2 separate regions of the Homo sapiens genome follow, and region 1 is linked to region 2. A link is an interaction called in ENCODE POLR2A ChIA-PET data of the cell type or tissue named here. Cell type or tissue: GM12878. All regions are shown on one strand. Each heading gives the region's core, and the rest is flanking DNA. Links, peaks and the distances in the headings are about the cores only.

Evidence for each region. ChIA-PET counts read pairs that join two places held together with the same protein. Peaks named below come from ENCODE experiments on the same cell type or tissue, not always from the same donor. Only the 100,000 strongest peaks of a DNase experiment are listed, where the experiment ranks them.
Region 1: POLR2A ChIA-PET joins it to region 2 with 5 read pairs; 3 of 35 experiments call an interaction of 5 or more read pairs at or near these places.

Annotation. Positions count from the first base shown.
Region 1 is chr1:206,691,827-206,703,951 of GRCh38, reverse strand. The region is part of intron 1 of MAPKAPK2 (MAPK activated protein kinase 2); the gene reads right to left. It also overlaps the pseudogene RPS14P1. Among named protein-coding and RNA genes, the nearest start is that of MAPKAPK2, 13 kb to the right of the region's middle. RefSeq lists an enhancer at 1-137. In GM12878, for the core only: no CTCF peak of the experiment used is centred there; no DNase peak of the experiment used is centred there.
Region 2 is chr1:206,788,858-206,800,982 of GRCh38, reverse strand. It overlaps IL19 (interleukin 19), which reads right to left. Exons shown (of 7, transcript NM_153758.5): 2 at 1,977-2,122. Among named protein-coding and RNA genes, the nearest start is that of IL10, 22 kb to the right of the region's middle. RefSeq lists enhancers at 6,190-6,329, 6,360-6,459, 9,483-9,602, 9,786-9,885 and cis regulatory regions at 7,297-7,797, 7,300-7,800. In GM12878, for the core only: no CTCF peak of the experiment used is centred there; a DNase peak (open chromatin) is centred at 7,563; H3K4me3 peaks cover 298 bases; H3K27ac peaks cover 2,688 bases.

The DNA.
Region 1 (12,125 bases), core at 4,504-9,503, 97 kb after region 2:
GATGGGGTGCAGGGCACTCTCAAGCTCCCCGCCCTCACAAGAAGCCTCTGCCTCTTTAGCAGGCTGCCCCTGCTCTGAAGCCACTGACTGTTCCTGGCCTGCATGTTTCTTACAACGCCTTCAGCAGAGATGGAGATTGTGGTTAGTGTCTGGGTACCTCAAGGGGCTGGGGAATTCCTCATGCTCTGGTTGTGATCTAGAAGGGAGGAGGCTCTGATGTCAGCTCTCCCCTCCTGCCCCCAGGAGCATCAAAAGAAAATACAATGAGATATTACCAGGCATTACGGAAAAGTCTCTATCGCTGAATACAAGTGTGTGCTGCATCACCTTAGGATAAATGCCAGGGTTGATGCCTACCCTCTGTTTCCCAATTTTTCTTGCTTGCTCACTTGGCAAAACTAGTCCAATCTATAGAAATTGGGAATGGAAGAGAACACAGACAGCCCTTTCTAAGGAAGCACCTCCCACCTGCTCTCCAAGCAGCCCCAGCCCCATTCCAGAGAAAAGAAATATGAAGGCCCCTTTTCCAATCTCCTGCCAATACGCCACCCAGGCCTCTTTCCCCTGAACTCTTCTCAAGGCTAGAGAGAAATCTTTGGTTCCACTCATTATTCCATTTGTCTTCTCTAACTGGGCAGGATTATGTTTGGAAGTAGCTGCTTCTGAAGCTGACACTTTAATGCTTGATTTTTAAAAACCTTATTGTTTAAATACCAGTTTTGCCTCTGAAGTAGCCAAACCTCACGTCCTGTCTGTTAATTATCAGCTGCTAAGTAGCACTTTTCTCATTGGAGCTGATGAGCTCTGGGCCACTGAGGGTAAGAATGCCAATGCAGGAAAAGGAGGCTCCAGCACTGGTGCTTGCTTGCACTTGGGGATATCAAGCCAAGTAAGACATAGTTCTTGTCCGCAAGGAGCTTGGTCTAGCAGGGAGGGCCTGGCAGGGGGCTGTAATTTGAGTGCATAGCAGTCATGCAGGCAGAATGAACCCTCACTAGGGCAGAGGAGGGAGGCAGTTCTGCCTGGAATTGGGCAGGGGAGTAAGGGGGTAAAATCTATTATGAGCCTTGAAGGATAAATACAGTTCTACCAGAAAAAACTGAAGATAAGCAAATGTAAGATCCAAGAGAAGATGTGGAAGCAGATAAATGCAAGGCAGAGCGGGAAGGAGTGCTCTCCTGGAAGGCAAAGTGTGGAAGGCAGGACAAACCAGCTTGCTTGAATGCCACGTTCAGGAGTTTGAATTTTACACTGGAAGTGAAGGGAGGCTACTGAAGGTCTCTAAACAGAAATGACATCTGTCATTACCGGGAATGGATGGCTGAATCTCTCAATGTCTCTGAAGAAAACCAGGTCGGTGTTAACAAGTGCTAACATGCAAAGAAGCAGGGACTCTTCCCTACGGAGCAGGATGCAGAGAGGCAGACACACACATGGCCCTCACCGGCTGGATGGCCCTTGGGCTGTCCCTGTAGGGCTCCACTGAGATTCAGACCTTTCCTCTGGCTCTCAGCAAGGCCTGACAATTGGAAGGATCCTGGAATGATGTTGCATCTCTGCATCTCCCTAGAGCCCTTGGCAGATCAAGCACTCTGACGCATGCCATGACTTGGAGTGGCAGGGACCACACCACAGCTGCCCTCAAATATCTGCTGAAGACTGAGTGCAAGGATGAAGATGACGGTTCTGCGAGGCTCTAAAGATGCAATGAGCACCAAAGGATTTCATGACCTCAAAGAACCAAATCTCAAGATTCGAAAAACATAGAACTTTAACAACAGCGAATTTTTCCTTAATGGTAAGGTTTTCTTGAAAAGGGATAAGCTCCTTACCATTGGAAGAATTTAAGCACAGGTATGATAGGTTGGTGGTTGCCAAACCCAGATAATTATCACTTGGGGAGCACATTAAAAATGCACATTCCAGGTTACCTCCTCTGAAGAGTCTTGGATTCAACTAGACACAAAGAGTGGTGCCCAGGAATCTGTATCTTGAAATGCTACCCACAAGTGAGTCTAACAATCATCCTGGTTTGGGAGCCACTGGGCCAGGTGACCATCTCTTAGGATGTAGTCCTCAACAAGGTGAACTCCTCTTTTTTTTTTTTTTTTTTTTTTTTTAGAGACAGGGTCTCATTCTGTTGCCCAGGTTGGAGTGCAGTGCAATAACGGCTCTCTGCAGCCTTGGCCTCCCAGGCTCAAGTGATCCTCCCACCTCAGCCTCCTGAGTAGATCGAACCATGTGTGTACGCCACCACGCCAGGCTAATTTTTGTATTTTTTGTAGAGACAGTGTTTCCCCATGTTGCTCAGGCTGGTCTCGAACTCCTGGGCTCAAGCAATTTGCCTGCCTCAGCCTCATGAACTGCTGGGATTATAGGTATGAGCCACTGCACCTGGCCCTACAAACTAAATACTTTTTAAGATCCTTTTCTAAATGAATACCTTCTACTTGCCCTCTCACCTGGGCTTCAAAACCTCTCCCTGTACCCTTCCTCAAATCCCCTTCCAGCTAAGTGTCTACCAGGATTAGAAAAATTATCTCAGAATCTTGCATTGTCTAAGAGACTATTCTGTGATGATAAAATGTTCTCTATCTGTGCCACATAAAACCGTGGCCACTAGCTAACCACTGAGCACTTAAAATGTGGCTGGCACTACTGAGGAACTGAATTTTAAATGTTATTAACACTTAATTTCAATTTTAATAGTCACATATGGCCAGTGGGTACCACAGAGGCCAGCACAGCTTCTCGTGAAAGAGAGCTTCTGTATTCTCAGTGGGATCCAGGCAAACAAGTAAATTCTGGCCCCACTCCCTCCACCACTCCTCTGGGCTCACCTCCAGTCTGAAGAGATGCACTGGATCACAGGGAGATTAAATTCAAAGAAGACTGCAGGCAAGGAGGGGCTCTGCAGCAGCTGTACCAGAGGCAACAGGTACAGGGAACACAGTGCCTAAACAAAAACTCTCACCCCCAAGGACTTTACCCTGTTCTGCCCAGAAACGTAATTAACACCAGCAGCTGTCATCCCATCCTGGGCAGTAGGGCCTGACACCTGGTGCCATTTCCCAGCTTCCCCAGAGCAAGCAGCCCTCGTTCTCAGGGATGACCTACAACATCCCTTAGTTGACTAATGCTGGAGTCTCAAAACTGGTTTGTACTGGAACTTTTGGCTCTACTAGGGTATAGAAGTCCAAGGGAGAGAAATTGAATCTCAAAAGAGGGAAAGAGAGAAAGCAAGCTATGTTTATTCCAGACCTCAAAAGGTTTCATCAGGAAAATAGATCATCTGTACATTTCCAAACACAACTGGCTTCTTGCCCAGCTATAGCACACAGGCCAAAATCAAACCTGACCAAGTACTCCAGATTAACATGTGTGGTCTTCTAGCCTTGATTTCTACCTCCCACTCACATTCTGGGCCCTTTTTTCCCAGCATCTGCCTTGACACAGACACACACTGAACCTACCAACAAGGTGGTTATCTGAGTTGAGAAGTAAGTATTCCCTCAGCCTTCTAAGACACAACACAGACCTGTGCAGCAGCAAAAAATGCCAGGTGGGAATCAGGAACCACCTGTCAAATTTAAACAGCTCTCAGTGTCCAGCGAGAGGAGACCAGCAACCTTCCAGGTGTGAGTGGATGCAACAGCTCTCTCACCTGGAGGACAAAGGAGAGGATTCTCTCTCAAGGTTCCCTCAGTCCAAGCACTGACTACTTCCCTTTGGAGACATAGCTGGCCTGCTGCAGAGACACAACCTCTCAGAGGAAAGGAGAGTGGAAAGTGTGGATGGGAAAGGAAGGACAAAAGAAAAACTACACAGGAAAAGCATTGCAGCGGGAGGGGCAAGAACCACCCATCACAGACCAGATATTCTTTCTGGCATTTTCTGGAAGATGGTTTTACCTGCTTCTTTCTTTATTTAAAAAAAAAAAAAAAAAAAGTAAGAAGAAGAAAGAAAGAGAAAAAAAGAAGAGAGAGAGAGAGAAAGAAACGAAAAGAAAGGAGAAAAGAAAAAGAGAGAGAAAGACAGACAGACATGTTGCAACTTCCTTTGTCACAGGACATGCTCAGGAACAAACAGACCCGACCCATTGCTTCACTTTCCCATCTGCACTAACGGTCAGCTCCATCCCAAGCCCTGACCTCTGTTCTCTCAGCTCCTGAGCTGAAGGACACAAACACGGCCTCCCTGTCTCCCTGCATGCAGTCTGCCCACTCCTTCACCTAGAAGGCTAAACTCAAGAAGGATGAGATTCTTCAGACCAAAAGAGAAGCCATATGAGGGCCCAAAGGAGGATAAAAAGGGCTCTGCCACAGCTTTAGCCCAGCCATTTCTTTTTCTTGCCTCCTTCGTGACTTCTCCTGGCTCTATGTGATGCGTTGGTTCACACCAATCTCAAGCATTGCCTATTACCAGATTCCTGGAGAGGCAGCATCTCTCCCTCCTCAGCCAGACAAAATACGGAGCCCCAGTGGAGTCCCTCACACTTCTCCTTAGAAACCATCCCACTGGACGTATTTTCATCTGCACCCTCCCCTGGCTGTGTCACAGGTATATGTCCATGAAGTATCCTCTGCCCATGCCAGGCAGTGATCCCACCCTCTACTTCCTCCCACCTTGAAGAGCCCATCATGTGTCTCTGCATCCTTTATTGGCCACCCTGGTGCCCAGACACTTACCCCCACCCACTCCCTGAAACTCTTCCTTCAGATACAAAACGAGGAACCACACCATCTGGCCTACAAGGGTCAAATGACAAAAATGCAAGAAATGGTAAGATCTGGATTTTGAGAGGAAGTCCTCTTTCATTCATTTTTATACACACGGGTGTTCGTTCCTCTAAACTGTATGTTTCCAAAGGCAGGGCCTACAACTTATTCATCTCATCGTAGCAATTTGCACAAAATAAGTATCCCATAAATATTGGATAAACTTAAAATTGCTAGGTCATCTAAGTACCCAATTATAATGGAGTCACAAAGGACCATTAGAGAGGCAATACTGTGAGCTGGAGGGAGCCTAGGTTTTAGAGTTAGACACACTTATTAATAAGCCTCAGGCTTTTGCCTTTGCACTTGCTATTCCTCTACCTGGTCCCCCTTCCCACCCCCCAAATAGCTTTTTTGTCTGTTTTATATACTGATGTATATCCAGAGCCCAAGATAATGCTTAGCACTTAGTAGGTGCTCAATAAATAATTGCTAAGGAATTATTCTGTACATGAACATGTTTCTTCTGTAAAATGGGGACTTTCACTTTGCAGTAAAAGGGTTATTTTAAGGATTAACAAGAATGTAAGTAAAACACCTAACACAATGCCTGATACATAGTATCTGCTCAATAAAGACTTGTTATTAATCTGGGAAACCTTCACAGAGTTGCTAAGTTTCCTACAGTGATCTGAATAATAGAAATTTGTTATATTGTATCAAAGTCTATCTGCTGTTTTGAGCTATCCTTAGGGGAGCTGTACAAGTCACTCTTGGCATTGCTAATTAATTTTCTTGAGTAGTAAGTTGCTTTGGATCTCAAGGGTATAGAAGGTACCCACAGGCAAATCCTGCTTAGAAAGGCAGGGGTCTAGTCTAAGCTGCTGGAAGGATCAATGTTCTAAATTCTTCTCATCTCATATAGCAGAGGTATTAAAGGGGTCTAAACCCAAGAGGATGACCCTTGACTGTTCTGCCATTCCAAGCTAATCCTGCCATCTGGGCCTCCTGATGGCCAGTCAGCAGGGAAGACAGGAGGCAGGCATGGAGAACAATAAACATTTATAAACATTGGCTGAATGAATAAAAACACTGCAGCCAGGAAAAAGGTGAAGTAACACTGTCCTGCAGAAACTGAGGACAGAGATGATGGCTCTTAGTCCCCGAGGCTCCCTGGGACCCAGGCCGACCACTTGTTTCCCAGCATCAGGTTATTTTCCCAGCAGTGCGGATGCAACAACAGTGATGAAAGGCTTTCGGTGCAGGAGTCCTTCAAGGTCAAGTCTAGTCCTGTTGATTTACAATGAGGAAACTGAGTGAGGCCCAGACAGGTCCTAGGACTTGCTTGGGGCCACACAGGTAGAGTTAGTAGCCAGGTCTCCCAGATTCCAGTCTAGTGTCAGGTTCTCTTTCTTGTGTAAATCTGTTGTGGCATGGAGTTAAGCAGCCCCATGAGGTTCAAACCTTTGACCTCAGTCCCAGCAACTGGGTACTTGATATAGTTTGGATATTTGGCCCCTCCAAATCTCATGTTGAAGTATGATCCCCAGTGTTGGAGGTGGGGCCCGGTGGGAGATGTTTGGGTCTTGGGGGCAGATCCCTCATGAATGGCTTGGTGCCCTCCTTGTGGCAGTGAGTTCTCGCTCTGAGTTCATAGAAGATCTGGTTGTTAAAAAGAGTCGAGGGCCTCCCCCACCCCCATGCTCCCTCTTCTCGACATGTGACATGCCTGCTCCCCCTTCAACTTCCCCCATGAGCAAAAGCTTCCTGAGGTCCTCACCAGAAGCAGATGCTGGTGCCATGATCCTTGTACAGCCTGCAGAACTGTGAGCAATAAACCTCTTTTCTCTATAAATTACCCAGTCTCAGATACTCCTTTAGTGCAACACAAAATGGACTAATACAGTGTTTAACACTCGTCCCTCTTGCAACACACAGGAGCAGGACCAGCAGATAGAAAACAATGGACTGCATCTGTGTGTCTGTGCCGTGTCTGTAGCTAACTAGAAAATGCCAGGAGCTGTAGGAAAGTTGGCAAGCTCCACATCTGTCCCTCCCTCAGTTAAAGTTCTCCAAAGGGCAAAAGGGTCATCTCCATGACTGAACAGGAATAGGAGGGGCCTTGGAACAGGGAGAAGGAGGAGAGGCATCAATGAGAAACTGTGGTCAGGGTCCTTGTAAGAATGAGAACTCTGTAAGCAGAAATAGAAGGTGCCTGCTTGAGTCAGCAGATCCAAGTGGGTAGAGGGAAGAAATGCTCAGAAGACTAAGAGCAGCTTTTCAGCAGCAGAAGAATGAGAACAGACAATGTGAGAGATCATCACTCTACCCCAGCTCAGTCTCAGAGAGCACAGCCCAGTACTATCCCACTCCCAGGGCTGCCACAGTCCCTGACTCTGAGGATTACCTCTAGTACATCACATTTAATATCGGTGGCATCCACTATTACTCAGTTATCACACCTTTATTCAGCAGCTAAGTATAATGCATATAATGCACAGTGCCAAAATACTCTAGGATTCTTTTTTCAGAGACGGGGTCTCGCTCTGTCACCCAGGCTGGAGTGCACTGACATGATCATAGCTCACTGTAACCGTGACTTCCTGGGCTCAAGTGATCCTCCCACCTCAGCCTCCTGAGTAGCTGAAACTATGGGTATGTGCCACCACAGCTGGCTAACCTTTTTAATTTTTTGTAGAGATGGGGTCTTGTTATGTTGCCCAGGCTGATATCAAACTCCTGAGTTCAAAAGATCCTCCCACTTGTCCTTCCAAAGCACTGAGATTACAGGCGTGAGCCACCATGCCTGGCCTGAGTTTTTTAATGAGGACATACGGTCACTACATGAAAATAAGAGGACACAAAAATAATGAAGATGTAGGTTTTCAGGGGATTTACAGTCCAATCCGATATCTAAAGAGGTGCCTTGCGTTCCTGTGCGGAGTCTGGAAACAACATGCAGAAATGGCACCTTGAAAGGGGAAGGAAAAGAAGGAAGAACAGGTCATCAGCCTCAGACCTCAGGTGGCTGAAGGAGAGAATGTATTTGGTGTCTGCCATATCTTTGCATCCTTCAATGACACTTTTGTCCATGTCACTGATCTTTCTGGCAAAGAAATCATCTGCCGTGTGACTGGTAGGATGAAGGTGAAGGCAGGTGAGATGAATCCTCACCACATGCTGCTATGTTGGCTGCCCGGGATGTGGCCCAGAGCTGGGTATCACTGCCCTACACATCGAACTCCGAGCCATAGGAGGAAGTAGAACCAAGACCCCTGGACCTGGGGCCCAGGTGGCCCTCAGGGCCCTTGCCCGCTCAGGTATGAAGATCGGACAGATTGAGGACGTCACTCCCAACCCCTCTGACAGCACCCGCAGGAAGGGGGGTTGCCATGGTCACTGTGCACAGGACTCCTCAAATATTTTCCGTTAATAAATTACCTTCCTGTTAAAAAAAAAAAGAGAGAGAGAGAGAGATGCCTTGCACATGGAGAAATGCACTTAAACAGAGAAATAAAAGGTAAGAGTGTATCAGCAAGTTTGATGGGGAAGGATGGGAAGACCCACTTTTGGTGCGAAAGGCTCTGGAAAAGCAGCATCTGTGCAGGGTGGAAAAGGTAGATATAGACAGGACGGGGGACAGGCATGGTACAGAGAAGATGCAGATGGATAGATGCTAAGGTGTGGGGGTGGAAAGCACAGTTCTGTTAAAGAAACAACATATATAAGCCACTTAAGCTGGGGAGAAAAAAAAAGCATGTGTTCCAAAAAAAAAAAAAAAAACAGATCAGGGCCAGATCTGGGAAAGATGTGGATATCTCATGTATTCTGCAGGCAGAGAGACCCACTGAAGGGCTTAAGCTGGGAAGCTACATGATCAGAGCTGGGCTCTGGGCAAACTAATCCCCCACTGCACGCCGAAGAATCATGGGGGCAAGACCTTCCTTCCATAGCTGAGGGTTCTCAGAGTTAGCCACATGTTTCAACCACCCATCCCACCCCCTACTACTCTCTATTCCTTCTCTCTCTGGTTACACCTCAAACCTAATTTTATTTTCTTTTAAAGTATCCGAGCCCAGGTAGCCAAATCAAATGCATAAAGTCAGGAAAGTCTGAGACCCAGGAGAGGGGGCACTGCCACCCTTCCTCCTCCTCTCTGTGAGCACAGGTCACTAAAGCACATCAGGGGAAGAGAACACAAAGGGTATGAAGTCACTAAGAGTCGCAGGTGGGCTCTGCTGGAAAGGACATGATGCTCGTGAGCCTGGCAGTCAGAGGGAATGACAGCACTTGGCGTGTCTGCAAGCGCAAGTGTTTCCAGGGCAGGTTACTACATATGCTCATTTTCTCCCTGTGGCCTCCCCATCTGCCAGAGATCTGGGTGCCTGTAAGGATGTAGAAGGTATGGGATGACCCCTTGCTGGGCTGTCCAACTCAGCTGTGCAGCCAGGCTGCTCTGAGCTGCAGGGCACATGCAGCCTCCTCATCAGGTCACCTGCATTCCTAGAATTCTCCAAGTTCCAGACACACGGCCTTTAGTGTCCAGGGCTCTCCCCGCAGGACCCTTTGAGCTCTGCAGAAGCCAAGCATGACGAGCAACCTGCAGATTCCTCACTTAGAGAAGCTAGCCTTCTCCAGCTCCCGTGAAGCCTGGCCTTTAGAATCCTACTAACCTTCTTCTAGGAATCACAGAAGCCAAGGAAGGCAGTCGGGATAGGGAAAGACAGAGGGTATGGCTATTCTGAGGACAGGGGCTCCTTCTGTCAGAGTTAAAAATAAACACTTAGCAACTATGCCCAACTCTTCCTCTGCACAGGCCAATGGGCCTTGGCAGATAAATCTTTCCTTGCAGAGGAAATGTGGCCCCAGGGGAGAGGTGGGAGAAGGAGGCCATCGACACATGGTCAGAGTATGTAACTCTAGCTGAAGGCAGTGGGTTCCTCAAGTCCTATGTCTTGGTTGTCATTGCCATCACTCTCCACCATACACCCCTTCCCCCAAATAAACCATAATTCCTGAAAGCAGACATAGAGCCCTCCTAGGCCACGATTAGTATCAACACCTGTCTAGGGATTAGAAAAAATCAGAAAGAATACTAACGCCACGCTGAAGAACAGAATGCCAATGTCAGACTCTGCCCAGTATCTATCAGCTAAGCAAATATTCTAGCTACCTGAGCCCCTTTCCTCATCTTGCTCCACAAGTCTCCAGGATCCCTGGGGAGTAGAGGAAGAGGCCACACCTCCATGGACACACATCAATACTGCAGTCAAGAGGTAGAAGAAACCCATGCACTCGGTGACATTCTGCATGTGGCTGAGCTGGAAGGGCCAGAGGTGCCATGGCCTGACTCAGGAAGGAGATCCTGAGAGCCAGGGCCCAGTTATTCTTGGACGCTGACAAGATGAGGTCACACTTTTGAATGTGGTAGCCCAAAGCCTCACACTGCGGAGGTGGAGAATATAACGTAGCAACAGGGCAGGAGTACACGGTAGGTAGCATGCTCGGTGACAGGGCAGTCGGGTTGAAGGCCTGGGGCAGACTGCCCATGTGGGGCTGTCCTAGCATATAACTATGGTAACTCTGTTACCATAACCAGGTAACTCTGGCAAAGAGGCCTGCTTGGAGGTAAAACTGGAGGAAGCCAGGGCTGGAGGCGAGCACAGTAGAAGGTCTGATCCACTCTGATGAGCTTGGTCACTCTCCTTTTTGTCTAACCCTTTCCCTACTGGGAAATAAGCAGGACAGCTTCACGGAGCTTTCATACACACAAATCTAGACACCTGGAGACATAAAAACCATAGCACGTCTCCCAGCACTCAGAAGAGTGAGTTAGCCCCAAATCACCTACCAAGCTCAGGCTGGAAGAGAAAGGGGCAAGCAGGGAGAATATCAGCAGAAAGTGAGAGAAACAGGTCAGCGGTGTGGCAGGAAGCACTGGGACAGCTAACAGGGCCTGGCTGTGAGGGGAGACTGCAGCAGTGGCAGGTTTATTTTTAGCTGTTCGGCAGAGGGGCTGAGTAACAGTTCTGGGCCCTGGGCAGGAGGCCAGGCTGCTAAGGTCCGGTGTGTACTGAGAGCCTCCTAACAATGTGGATCATTAAAATGGCAGCAAACGAACAACTCGATCTTCTCCCTGTAGACAAGCAGGAGGATAAGGAGCCCCGCCGGAGGACGAAAGTGGAGGAGTCGGCAGGGGGACAGTCAGTAGATCTCCTGTTCAGCCCCTCCCCTCAGAGAGACTTCACCTTTGCTTCTGGTTCAAAAGAATCTTCATGGAGATGAGCCAGAGAGAAGGCATCAACAGTACAGCTCCCTCAGCTCCCTCATATGCTCTGAAACAGAAAAGGCTCCCATCGGGTGGCCACTAGCTTCCGCCTCTGGCCACCACTCTTCACCTCTAAGATGAGTCCTGGATGGACACTGGCCACAGAGATGCTTGGAAACGTCCCTCAAGAATAAGATGCCCTTTCATATGACCCTTTTGGAGGGCTCAGGTTCCCAGCAGAATGAGCGCACAGCTTGGCTGGTCTTGGAGGAGAACACCAGATACAAATATGGGCTGACCTTGGGGCCTTGTCCCAGCTCATTCTGGCACACAGAGGTGTTTACTGATCAGACAATAAAGACCCCAAGAACCTTTCACTGCCAGAGGCCCAGCCCAACTTTATGTCTCCTTCTACTGTGGCTTTCTTCCTCCTCCCACCAAACCTGATGGCCCAGCACACAGGACCCCACAGTCTAAACCTCCGGGGCTGAAACAGCTGCTCTAGCCTTGCATGGGCAGGAAGAGGAGGAAAGAGAACAGACATCACCAGGCAACCCCTTTTCCTCCTGCTTCCTTGGATTCCTGATATCTCTTCTTACTCAGCCTGGTCTGAGGGGCTGAGGGTCACCTGAATGTAAATCCTAATTTCCTCATCAGCTCTGTGAATCAGTCCCCAACTCTAACCTAAGAACAACCCCTAATCCATAACCATACCTTTGGTGAATTAGAAGGCACTCCTTTGAAAGAACCCAGCCACACACAAAGACAAAGCCAAGCAAGGAGACAGTGGCTGGACTTCAGCCTTCGCTTAGCTCCTCAACCAGATCCCTGTGCACAGGGAACAGCCTGCACCAGAAATCACAGTGGCCCTCAAATGCCCCATAACTTGAGAAAGGAATCTCAAACAGGGAATAGAGTTCCTCATCTCTACTTTGCACCACCACTACACTATGATTCTTCTGATTTTAAGGAAAGAGAAGATGCACACCCTGCTAAATTACGTAGTCTATCCTCTCTGCCGAGTCACCAGCATAGAACACTTTCTAAGTCTTCACACAAGAGAAGGAGCAGCTGGTCAGTGATGATTATTCATTAACTGGACACAGGCTGCCCTGGAGCCAGGCACTAAGCTTACGAAA
Region 2 (12,125 bases), core at 4,795-9,794:
ACGACCACAGGCAGGAGTAATGTCTCATCCTAAGGCCTTCTGGAATATGTTTCTGGCCAGAGGTGGTTGGTCTCCAGGCTGTGCCTGGTCCTCATGCCCAGCCAACATCATTGCCTTCCAGACCCCAAGGCAATTGGCAGTGGCTACTTACCCACTGCCTCCCGGACTTAACACACACGGCCAGGAGGGGCCAGGGCCAATCTCCCCATTCTTTTCCCCATATTTTTTGTGTTCCAGATATACTAAATGTCTCACCTTCCTCCAGACACAGCAGCTCTTTCACAATGCCTAAAATCTTTTTCCAGATAAATGACTTCATCTGGAAGGGCTTGATCACCATCATTCCTGTCTCCTTTCCCCATCCCGGTTTCCTAAACACATGCACACTCACATACTCAACTCCCACTCTCCCTGGCAAACTCCTATTCACCCTTCAAGTTCAGTCATGTGTCACTGTTCTTAGCAAAACCTCCCTTGACCACACCCTCCTCCTCCAGGTGGTAAATCACTCTCTCTTTGGGGTCTTACGGCACTTCCTCCCCAACCCTTAACTAATAATACTGTCATGTTGCACAGCAACATATCGGAGCATTCATCTGTGACCTTCCCCCCTACCCCACCACCACTGCCCTGCCCCAGGGAGACAACTCCTCCAGGGCAATGCTGGAGACTTACACATTTCTATCCTTGGCACCCAGCTGAAAGCCTAGTTTAGAGGAAACGGTGTTGACTGATTGATGGTCTTCACCACTACACTGGAAGCTCAATGGGGTATGGACTTTGTCTTGTTCAGTGTTGTGTCCTCAGCAGTCTGGTGTGTAGAAGGCACTCAATAAAAATTGGTTGAATTAATTGCATTTAATCAAGCCTGGACAATTCAGTGAAATGAAACACTTGGCCAAGTTGCTTAAGTTCCTGAAAATTGATTTATCTGAAGATTATCAATGACTTTGGATAATTATTAAATATATCTTTTTTTGTGCAAGCTGTGAAATATATGGAGATAAACAAACTTGCTTATAGATAAGTGGGAGAGGGGATGAGATGTTTGTAAAAATAATAGTACACAAGATAGAAAGCAATACATGTCAAGAAGAGAAAGTGCTGTGGGTATTCAGGAGAGAGGTCACTTCCTCCATAGGATTGATCAGAGGGTCTTCACAGAGGACAAGCCATTTAACTTGGGACACCATTGATGATGTTTTCCACCCTGACCTTGGTCCACAGGCAGCCATGTGACCCTGGTCTCCTGGCTATAGCTGATTGGAAAGTGGACAACTGACCTAAGCTGTTCTGTTAGTCTCTGTCTCCCAGTAATTTGGTCTTGGGACTTTAGAGCACTAGTCAGTCTTGGCTGGTCCCTTGAATTAAAGACTGGTAGCCTCTAGAGCTGTGCAGTTGCAGTCCTCTGCAAACTGCTCAGAGATGCAGAGAAAGCTGCCAAGAAAAGCAGAAAGGAGTGACTACGTGGCCTCAGAGAGCGAGAAGCTGAGTTCTGGCTTTCTGATGACTTCTGCTCCTGGTTCCAGTCCCTCTGTGTCGTGCAGCAGCTTCCATCCCATGGATATTCTGAGACACCCCAGGCTCCTTACAGTAAATTCCCCCTTTTTGCTGCAGCTAGCTGGACTGTACCATTGCAGCTAGCAACCTTGGTGAAGACTCTTGTTGTGTGAAGAAATGGGCCATGACCAGTATGGGAGCTGATGGGGAAGGGGTATGCAGATATGGTTTATTTGTCTGCCTTTCCACCCTACACTCCCTCACTCACCCTCAGCATCTCCAGTATGGTGACCCCCCCTTCTCCCCTAAACCTGGCCAGCAGTCTGGCAATAAGGAACTTTATGACAGACAAAGGCAGTCCTGTCAGTTCATAGGTGTCTGAAAACCCAGTCTTCCAGAGTCTTGAAATAAACTGGATATCTCTGGTCCCAGAGAATGGCTCCACATCCAGGGTCCCTATAGCAGAAATTACTTACCCCGTGGAACAGAGCCCCAAAGCACTGGCACACACACATGGATATGTGTGTGCACATGTGTGAGTGGTAAGGAACACGCAGATCTGTGCGGAAACGCTCCCTCAGTGCACATTCTTGGACTCCTGTCAGTGTGTGCAAGCACCGCTCTATGGAGAAAATCATAGAGAGTCATCATTACAAAAAGGTACACTCAGCTCCCTCCTTCTGGTGGCTTTGAGGTCGGCAAAAGTGCACACACGGCAACCTCTTTACAAAAATTCAACCCAGCTACTCTGAACCGAATCACACCCTCAGTCAAGGCCTGTATTGTGTGGGAGAGCTCCAGGAGGACAGTGGTGTTTCTCGGTGCGCTGTGGGACTCTGACATTTGGTAAATCGGGTCGGGGAAGAGGGTGGCCAGATTTTATGGGGCCCAGAGGCATATATAATGGGAGGGAGAACTGTCTTTTAAGAAAAAAAAATGTGTATATAATTACTTTGGCTGTGGAAAGGACTAATGAAAGTAAGAGATCCTGAAGCTTTTATTAGCGTCACAGGAAATTGACTTGGGGGTGGGAAGGTGGGCGCTTAAAATTAAATCCCACTTTCCTTTGCTCTGTCCTTGTCATTTCTATACAAATTGAAGCCCCCCAAGGACTGCAGGTCCACAACAGCACCACTTCCCTTGCAGAGGGGATGCCTGGGCTGTAGTGTGGGCTTGCACACGCCCCCTGCAGGCTAGCGAGGTCAAGACTGGATGGAACAACGGGCCAGGTGAAGAATGTGAACTAGGCAGCTGCAGTGCACTATGATCGCACCTATGAATGAAGAGCCATTGCACTCCAGCCTGGGCAATATAGTGAGACCCCATCTCAAAAAAAATTAAAAGAGGAACTAGGCAGCAAGAGGTCTGGGGAATGTCATCTGTCCCCATGACCTACAGCAGGTGTGCCATGCTTCCTCCTTCAACTCCACCTCAACACAACCAAACACAGAAGGTGCTGGGCTCTCTGAGAAAGGACTGCCTGTCAGGAGGTCTGTGGCCTGTGAGTCACGGCTCTGCCACTAGCTAGCTCTGAAATCCACTTCTTCTGCCTGTAAAATCAGGGATTAGGTTGGATGACATCTAAGGTTTTTATCTTAACCCTCTTCAGAAATTGCTTCATCTCATAGTCACGTGGAGAAAGAGCCAGAAGTCAATATCCCTGAATGTGGCACTTCCTGCCAACCACGACACCTTCTCCAGACTCCCATCATGTCCCAGGGAGTCCTGATCCCTGTGGGGACATAGTCTGAAATGGCCAGCTGCTGTCCTCCTTTGGCCACGGAACCTCTAGGGTTTGTGAGTGATAAGAGTAGGTCTGGAGGAGGCAGCAGGAAATGTCCTTGAGAAAAAAGATCAGGAAAATGATTTTTCCATTTAAAGGGCAATGTTTCAAATAATTTTTTAAAGCAAATGAATGTAGACACCTGCCCATTCCCAATATACAAATTCCCAAACATTTTCTTGTTTTCCAGGAAAAACAGTAAAGGGCTCAGGATAAGCTACAGTAGCAGAAATGGAGACATTTGCAAGAATACCTGAACTCTCGGAGGTGGGGGATGTGTAAATGGGTGACTGCAGGTCAATGTGGAAACCCTCTGGTGCCTCTGACGTCCATGTGTCTGCTTAGGAGGATGTACGACATGACCTCCACCTCACCCCACCCTCCGCCATGAATTCCCTTCCTGCCTGAGAATTCTACACCAGTTGAGCAAGAAAGTACAAAGGAGGACTGACTTGGCAAAATCCCATGGGGCCCTGGTGAAATGAACAGGTTTGGCAATGATTGTGTCACTATGACCCCGGACAAGTGACTTAACTTGACCATGCAAAAGCCAAGGATGTTCACATCCTGTCCCGCAGCAAAGTCTCTACACTGCAGGGAGTGAGCCCTGACCCTTAGAGGCTGACCCCAGCGAAGGAGTCAGGGAAGGTTCTTCTTCCTCCAAGTCTTACCCCAGCCTCAGCACAAGGAGGCTTTGTGATCCGGTTTTCGAGCAATACTTCCCATTTACTGGGCTGTGAACATCCCTGAGTCTGTAGTCCTGGGCTGGACAAAGGGTGAGAATCCAGACAAAGATCACAAGACAGCCATTACTGTCTGGGCCTCCCAGAATGGTGGAGGAAGCTGCCAGACTAATGAAGGTGATATAGAACACATTAAAATACAGTCATGTGTCACTTAACGGTGGGGATATGTTCTGGGAGATGCCTTATTAGGAGGTTTTGTCATTGTGCAAACATCATAGAGTGTATTTACACAATAAGATAGGCCATACAGTAAGGCCTATTGCTCCTAGGCTACAAACCTGTACAGCATGATGCTGTACTGAATATTGCAGACAATTGTAACATGATGGTAGGTTATTTGTGTATCTAAACATATCTAAACATAGAAAAGGTATAGTAAAATACAGCATCATAATCTTATGAGACCACCATCATATATGTGGTCCATTATTGACAGACACCATTACTTGGTGTATGGCTGTAATCCTACAGGAACTCATGGGGGAAAAACAATGGTAAGTGAAAATTAACATAGTACAAGCCACCAGCCTCGTAAAGAATGGAGGATTGTGATGGCTAATTTATGGTCAACCTGACTGAATCACAGGATTTCCAGATGTCTGGTTAAGCATGATTTCTGGGTGTGCCTGTGAGAATGTTTCTGGAAGAGATTAGCATTTGAAGTTGTGGACCGAGTGAAGCAGATTGCCCCTGCCAGTGTAAGTGGGCATGGTCTGATCTACAAAGCGTAACAGTAGAACAAAAAAGTAGGGGAAAGGAGAATTCCCCTTTTCTGCCTGACTGCTTGGACTGAAACATCCATCTTCTCCTGCCTGGGAGCTTCTGGTTCTTAGGCCTTCAGACCTGAACTAGAATCTAGACCATGGGACTCTCCAACTGGCCTTCGAACTATACCATCGGCTTTCCTGGGTCTCCAGCTGCAGACAGGTGATCATGGGGCTTCTCAGCCTCCATAATCATGTGAGCCATACCTTATACCTTATAATAAATCATACACACACACACACACACACACACACACACACATATATATATTTATATTGGTTCTGTTTCTCTGGAAAATCCTCATACAAAAATGAACTGAATTAATCAAAGAAGGCTTCTTCTTGGGGAAGGTGAGTTTTAAGGCTGTTAATAGAAGGAATAAAAAGAAGGGAGTCTTTGATTCAGACACAACTGATGGAACAAGAGTGGGCTATGGGGGATAACTTGAGGGCAGGCTCTGATCCAGGAGCAGGAAGGTAAACAGTTATCCATGTGTAGTATGCAGAGGCTGTAAGAAGCTCATAGCAAATCGCCCCAAGTCTTGGGTCTGTCTGCCCATCCATAGAATGAGGAAGAAGGTAGACTAGCTAGTCTCTACAGCTCCTTCCAACTCCAGCATTCTACAGTTCACAATCCTAAAGGTGTGGGAAGGAGTCAAATGGTGAGTTGGCTTGGGTTGAGTAGAAAACAGATGGTCAGTAGGAGAGGAGTAGGCCAGGCTCTTGAGGCATCCAATCTGAGAGTAATTTAAGCATACCTGCTTGGGCTGAGCAAACTCAAACCTCATCCCTGACCAAACACCATCCAGGACTAGTTCTTATAAAGCAGCCTCAGAGCCAAAGGCAACTTGTGTATATGACAGAATACACCCAGCTGGATGCAAAGAGACTGAAATGTTCAAGAAGGTGGGCTTGGTCTAGAAAAGTGCTGCAGCTTCAAGGTGACATATCTGTCCCCTTTCACAACAGACTACTGCCCTCAGACTGTTGTCAGGCTGAACTGTACCAGCCTTGGTGGCCAGGTGTTACTGTACTTCCCAATTCTCCAGCTGGCCCTTGTGTCTGGATCTAGACTGGCCCCTATGCCTAAGCTTTTTGTGTGGAGAATGAAAGGCCCTGAAAGACACCTGGGCCAGAGCATAACAGCCAAGGTTGCTTTAGCTGGCATGGGGAAATGGAGGAAGTGTTTGGGTGATCTGCCAGGCACAAAGCAGTTTTGGGACCCCACATCCTGCCCTGAAGGATGCACTCACTGACCCTTTTCCCTGAGATTCCAATATTTTCCATCCCACAGCACTTTTGCCAATTCACATGAGTGCCATGGGCAGAAATAGGTATGGAAAGTGGGGAGCATAGCAGGATTCCAGCTTGACAAAGCACCGGGCTTGGTACAGGTCACAAAATGTGGTCCAGGGAAATCCCCAAACAGAAGTGCCCCAGATGGTTTCCCCATTACTTTGGGTAACTTTCCATTGCCACACACCCACCCCTACCCACCTCGCAGGTCTCTTCTAAAGAACCTATTGCTCACCTTGTGACTTGTCAGGCATGAGAATCAAAAGAAGCAATGAGCCCAGTTCCTGAACTTGAGAAGCTAAAATCTACGTGAGAAGATGAAACTTACACCCATGCTACAAGTAGGGAGGACCCAACAGGAGGACCCGGGGCCAACCATAGTATAAGAGCTCAGAGAGGGGGTGTCGACGTGAGCTGGAACAGTGGGAAGAGGCTTCACAAAGGAGGGACACGGGGTCATGGGAATCAGTGAATGTGTGGGAGGCAGGGCAGGAGTCATGGAACAGGTGACAGACAATGAAGTGTAAGATGTGACGGACCGTAGACAGAAATAGAGTGAAATAAACCACCACGCATTGAGTGCCTACTGTATGCCGTGCCAGGAACTTTCCATCTGTTATTTCATTTTATCCTCCCAATAAGAGCAGCAGTATCTTTATTTCCAAGTTGCAGGTGGGGAAACTGAAAGGTTCATATGAATTTAGAGTTGTTCTGGTGGCCAATGAGAAGTCTCTCCCAATGACCAAACTGGGGAATAACTTGAAGGTGATGGTGATGAAATGAGATTGGCCTGGCCATGGTGTCCAAGGTACTAGAGAACATTGCCCATCCACCACCTGAAGAGCCATGACCCAGGAGTCCCTAGATGTCTTTGGAACATTAAGTGGTGGTCTCTAACTTAGGGATCTGCCCTCTTGACTCAGGTGCTGTAACGCTAGCCTTAGCCCAGGCTTCCACCCACACCTCCCTGTCCCCACTCTCCTTCCCCTGCTACTCAGCCCCTCTTTCTTGTCAACAGGCACACTCCTCCCTAGCCCTTCGACCAGATGATGCCATTAATCACTACCAACAGTTAAGGAAGCCACCGAGGTGTTATCATAACAAGCACTCGAACTATGACTGTGACTAATCGAGTGGCGTTAGAGGTTCAGAAAGCATTAATAATTATTATAATTATTTTTTTCTGCCTCGTGTTTTTTTCTGTTGTTTGAGGTTCCAGGCATAAAATGGAGGGTGAAAGGAAGGCCCAACCTTTCTGGACTTGAGAGGATGTGCCATTTTGTTCAGCCTCCCAACCAGCCTTGCAGTGGGCAAGGGGATTGCCTGCTGCAGCCTCTTTGACTCTCCGAGCAGCACCTTGACAGAGGTCTGAGCGATGCAGGGTGAGTCAGGCCGGCTGGGGGAATCGGAGGCATTCGATCAGAGCACGACTGCCAGGCCGCACAGTCGGGGAATCCCTCAAGGGAACCAGGGGCCCATGCTGACCAAATCCAGCCCGTAGGAAAGCCCTGTCTTGCTACATGACCCCTGATTCATGGCTTTCCCCTCCTGGGGCCCAGCTCACGTGCTGCCCCTAAAGCAGCCATCACCAGCTGCCTTACATTATTTTTAAAACTGTTACCCCCAAAGTCCTCAGAGAACCAGCTCCCTGAGATGAAGAGACTGAAATGTCAGAAGCTATAAAAGTCATCGGCAGAAGTCCCCGTCGGGATTTAGCTCCAGGTATAAACCTCTGAGGATGGGGCTGACCAACCCTGAGGATTGTCAGTGGCTTGCGTGGGTGTCCCACAAGCGCATTCATGCACTCAGATGCAAATCCTTCTAACTCTAATGGATCCTGAAAGCCCTTCATTCCACAGTCATTAAAATGCAAACCATTCTTGGGGCAAGGGAACTAATATTTATTGTGGTACCTTTGTGCCAGGCACCACGAAGTACTTCATTTCAGCTAATTATATGCCAATTAGTTCCCCATAGCTCTGTTAAGGGACAGCAGAGTGTGGCCTCTGCAGCCACACTGCCCAGGATTCAATCCTGGTTCTGACACTTATCAGCTGTGTAGGCTTGGATTGGGCACATTACCTCTCTGAACTCAGATTCCTCACCTATAAGATGGGCTTAAGAGAGGTACATACATCTAGCCAGGCATAGTGGCTCACTTCCGTAATCCCAGCACTTTAGGAGGCTGAGGCGGGTGGATCATGAGGTCAGGAGATCGAGACCATCCTGGCCAACATGGTGAAACCCTGTCTCTACTAAAAATACAAAAATTAGCTGGGCGTGGTGGCATGCACCTCTAATCCCAGCTACTCGGGAGGCTGAGGCAGGAGAATCACTTGAACCCAGGAAGCGGAGTTTGCAGTGAGCCAAGATCATGCAATTCCACCCCAGCATGTGCGACAGAGCAAGACTCCATCTCAGAAAAAAAAAGGCGGGGTGGGGGGATTGTGAATGTACTAAACCACAAAGGGTCAATCAGAGCATCATGTTTTTGTCATTACACAATTTTTTCTAGGGTGGCCCTGTCAGGGAGCATCCATCACTGCTCATAAATACAGCCTTTAATGGAGGGGCAGAGGGGTATGAGGCCGTGCCAGGTTGGGAAAGGGAAGAAAAAGATGGTTAAGGAATTTAGGTCTGCCCCTGACTCAGGAACACTCAGCAATGTTCACTCAGGAAGTGGGTGGGCAGTTGGTTTGCTTGTATACTATTTCCAGGGTGGAATTTTTATGCTGTTCCCCAGGCTTTCTCAGAATCTTGGAACCAAGAGAAGGCATCTCAGACTCAGCCTTCAGAAGCCACAAATATTACCAGGATGGGGCAATTCCAGAGAAGTGGGCATCTGCCCGTGAGTGGCACTGCCCATCTTAAATGTTGGGAAAGGCAGAAGAGATGATAAATCCAACCAGCCTGGGAAGACCCAGGGCCTCCCCACCCACAGTTAAATGCACACACACACACACATGCACAGGACCAGGAACATTCCAATTTACTTAGACACCCTGTCTGGGATATTACCAGTGAAAACTACAAGTCTTTTTCTGGGATGGTGAGAGGTGCAGTTACAACCTATTTTTAAAAGTGTTCAGTTGGCCAGTTACCTTTAAGAAAACGGGGCTTTTACAGGGGGAGGAGAAAGGAGCCTCTGATGAGGGTGAAGTTTTGGTGAAGGAAACCACACTGAGGCTTTGAAAGCCAAAACGCTAGTGAGAGGCCACTGGGGCTGGGCATGGGGCACAGGAAGCTTTGGGACTGAGCACAGTGTGCAGACAGCCAAAGTCAAAACATAGGGACTGGGCATGGTGGCTCATGCCTGTAATCCCAGCACTTTGGGAGGCCAAGGCGGGCAGATCACTTGAGGCCAGGAGTTCGAGACCAGCCTGGCCAACATGGTGAAACCCCATCTCTACTAAAAATACAAAAATTAGCTGGGCATGATGGCCGGCGCCTGTGATCCCAGCTTCTCAGGAGGCTGAGGCAGAAGAACCGCTTGAACCCAGGAGGTGGAGGTTGCAGTGAGCCAAGATCATGCCATTGTACTCCAGCCTGGTCAACAAGACCGAAACTCCATCTAAAAAAAAAAAAAAAAAAACCTAAGGACCTCCTGGTCATACCCAGCAGCAGAGCTGCTGGGAATTTGCCCAGCTCCATCCTGATAATGAACAAATGACTTTCCAATTAGTCCTCTCTGTCTAACTCTACAGTTGTCCCTTGAAACAATCTCTTTCTTACCAAGAAGGAAAAGGAAAAGTTCACTCTGGCATTCTGACTGGTATCTGTTTATTGGTGGATACAACATACACGGTCCATCTTCGTATCTTGATCAGCAAATGAGGTGGTAAAACTGACCAGATGTGGGAAAGCCCCTCTGCCTAGAAATGCCTTACACACACAGGCACCACACAACAGAGAATAACTTAGCAAAAAAGAATGAAGAAAGATATCAAAGGTCATCTATCATGTCATCCTCAACTTTCTGGAATCTGTGCTAAAAGAAACCCCTATGGAATTGAGGCTCTTGCCTGCGTCCTGCCTGCACTGCCTTAGGTTGAGGCATGTGCTAAGCAGATTCTGGAGATGGTGAAAACCCTAACAACTTTCCAGCACCTCTAACTGCTTCTGCCTCCGCTAATCTGGTCCTGGGCAGTGGGGGGCAATGGGGGAAGGGGATGAGGTGTCAGAGGCCCGGACAAGTTCGTAAACCCCCAGACACCTGCCAGAGCCTTAAACTTGCGTCAGAGTCTGTCTCCACCAAAATGAAAGAAACCAAGAGTGCCACAACCAAATCACAGTAGCCGGAGTGGAAAATATAGCTCTGACACAGGCCGTTGGCTCTGGGGAAAATTCTGCCGATGAACCATACTGAGACTCAACGTTGTTTATCTTCTATAGTTGCCGAGCTTGGGTTTTTACATTTTACATTTTTTCCCTCTTTTTCTACCTGGGAGGTGCTGGGTATTTTCCTTCCCCTGCAGTAGACGGGGAAGGAATGACCATAAGCAGGCCACAATCAGAGACAGAAACAGAACGTGCCATGGGGCTCAGTTTTTTTTCTGGGATACTGAGAGGATGGCACAATGAGAGGACCGTGCCCTGATGACATTTTTCAGCCTTTTAAAAATTATTGGAAGAACCACAATGAGATACCACCTTACCCCAGCCAGAAAGGCCATTATTAAAAAGTCAAGAAACAATAGATGCCGGTGTGGAAGTGGTGAAAAGGGAACGCTTATACACTGCTGGTAGGAATGTATATTAGTACAACCTTTATGGAAAAGAGTATGGAGATTTTTCAAAAAACTAAAAGCACATTTACCACTCAATCCTGCAATCCCACTACTGGGTATCTACTTAAAGGAAAAGAAGTCACTATATATATCAAAAAGACAACTAACTGCACATATATGTTTACTGCAGCACAATTCACAATTGGAAAGATATGGAACTAACCTAAGTGTCCACCAACAAATTAGTGAAAAAAGAATGAGATCATATCCTTTGCAGGGACATGAAAGGAGCTGAAGGCCATTATCCTTAGCAAACTAACACAGGAACAGAAAACCAAATGCCACATGTTCTCACTTGTAAGTCGGAGCTCATTGATGAGAACACATGGACACATAGAGGGGAACAACATACACTGGGCCTATTGGAGGGTGGGAGGAGGGAAAGGATCAGGAAAAATAATTAATGGGTACTAGGCTTAATACCCATTAGTTATTAGTAAGACAACAAACCCCCATGACACAAGGTTACCTATGTAACAAACCTGCACATGCATCCCGAGCTTAAAAGTCGAAAAAAACTACTGAAACATAAAAAAAGAAAATATGGCATATATACACCATGGAGTACCACTCAGCCATAAAAAAGTATAAAATAATGTCCTTTGCAGCAACTTGGATGGAACTGGAGGCCATTATTCTAGGTGATATAACTCAGGAATCAAAAACCAAACACCCATGTTCTCACTTACAAGTGGGAGCTAAGCTATGGATTCACAAAGGCATAAGGGGTGGTATAATGGTCACTGGATCCTCAGAAGGGCAGGGGATAAGGGATTTAAAATTACCTGTTGGGTACAATGTTTAGTAGTTTCCAAAAAGGGAACTTCAGTGAGAAGGTTCCATAGTGTCTAATGACCCTAATGGTCAGAGCATCTTCTTCAGTTCAACAAAGATCTCTCGTACTGTACTATAAGCCCAGAGCAACCTTCATGGAATGCCAGGACTTCAGATCATCAAATCACTTTCCAGTCAGTCCTCTCTATCTAACCCTACAGCTGTTCCTTGAAACAATCTCTTTCTTTCCAAGGCGGAAAAGGAAAAGGTCACTCTAGCATTCTGACTGGTATCTGATTATTGGTGGAAACAACAGACACTGTCCATCTTTTATATCTTGATCAGCAGATGAGATGGTAAAACTGACCAGACCCAGGAAAGCTCCTCTGCCTAGAAATGCCTTACACACACAGGCACCACACAACAGAGAATAACTTAGCAAAAAGGAATGAAGAAAGATATCAAGGGTCATCTA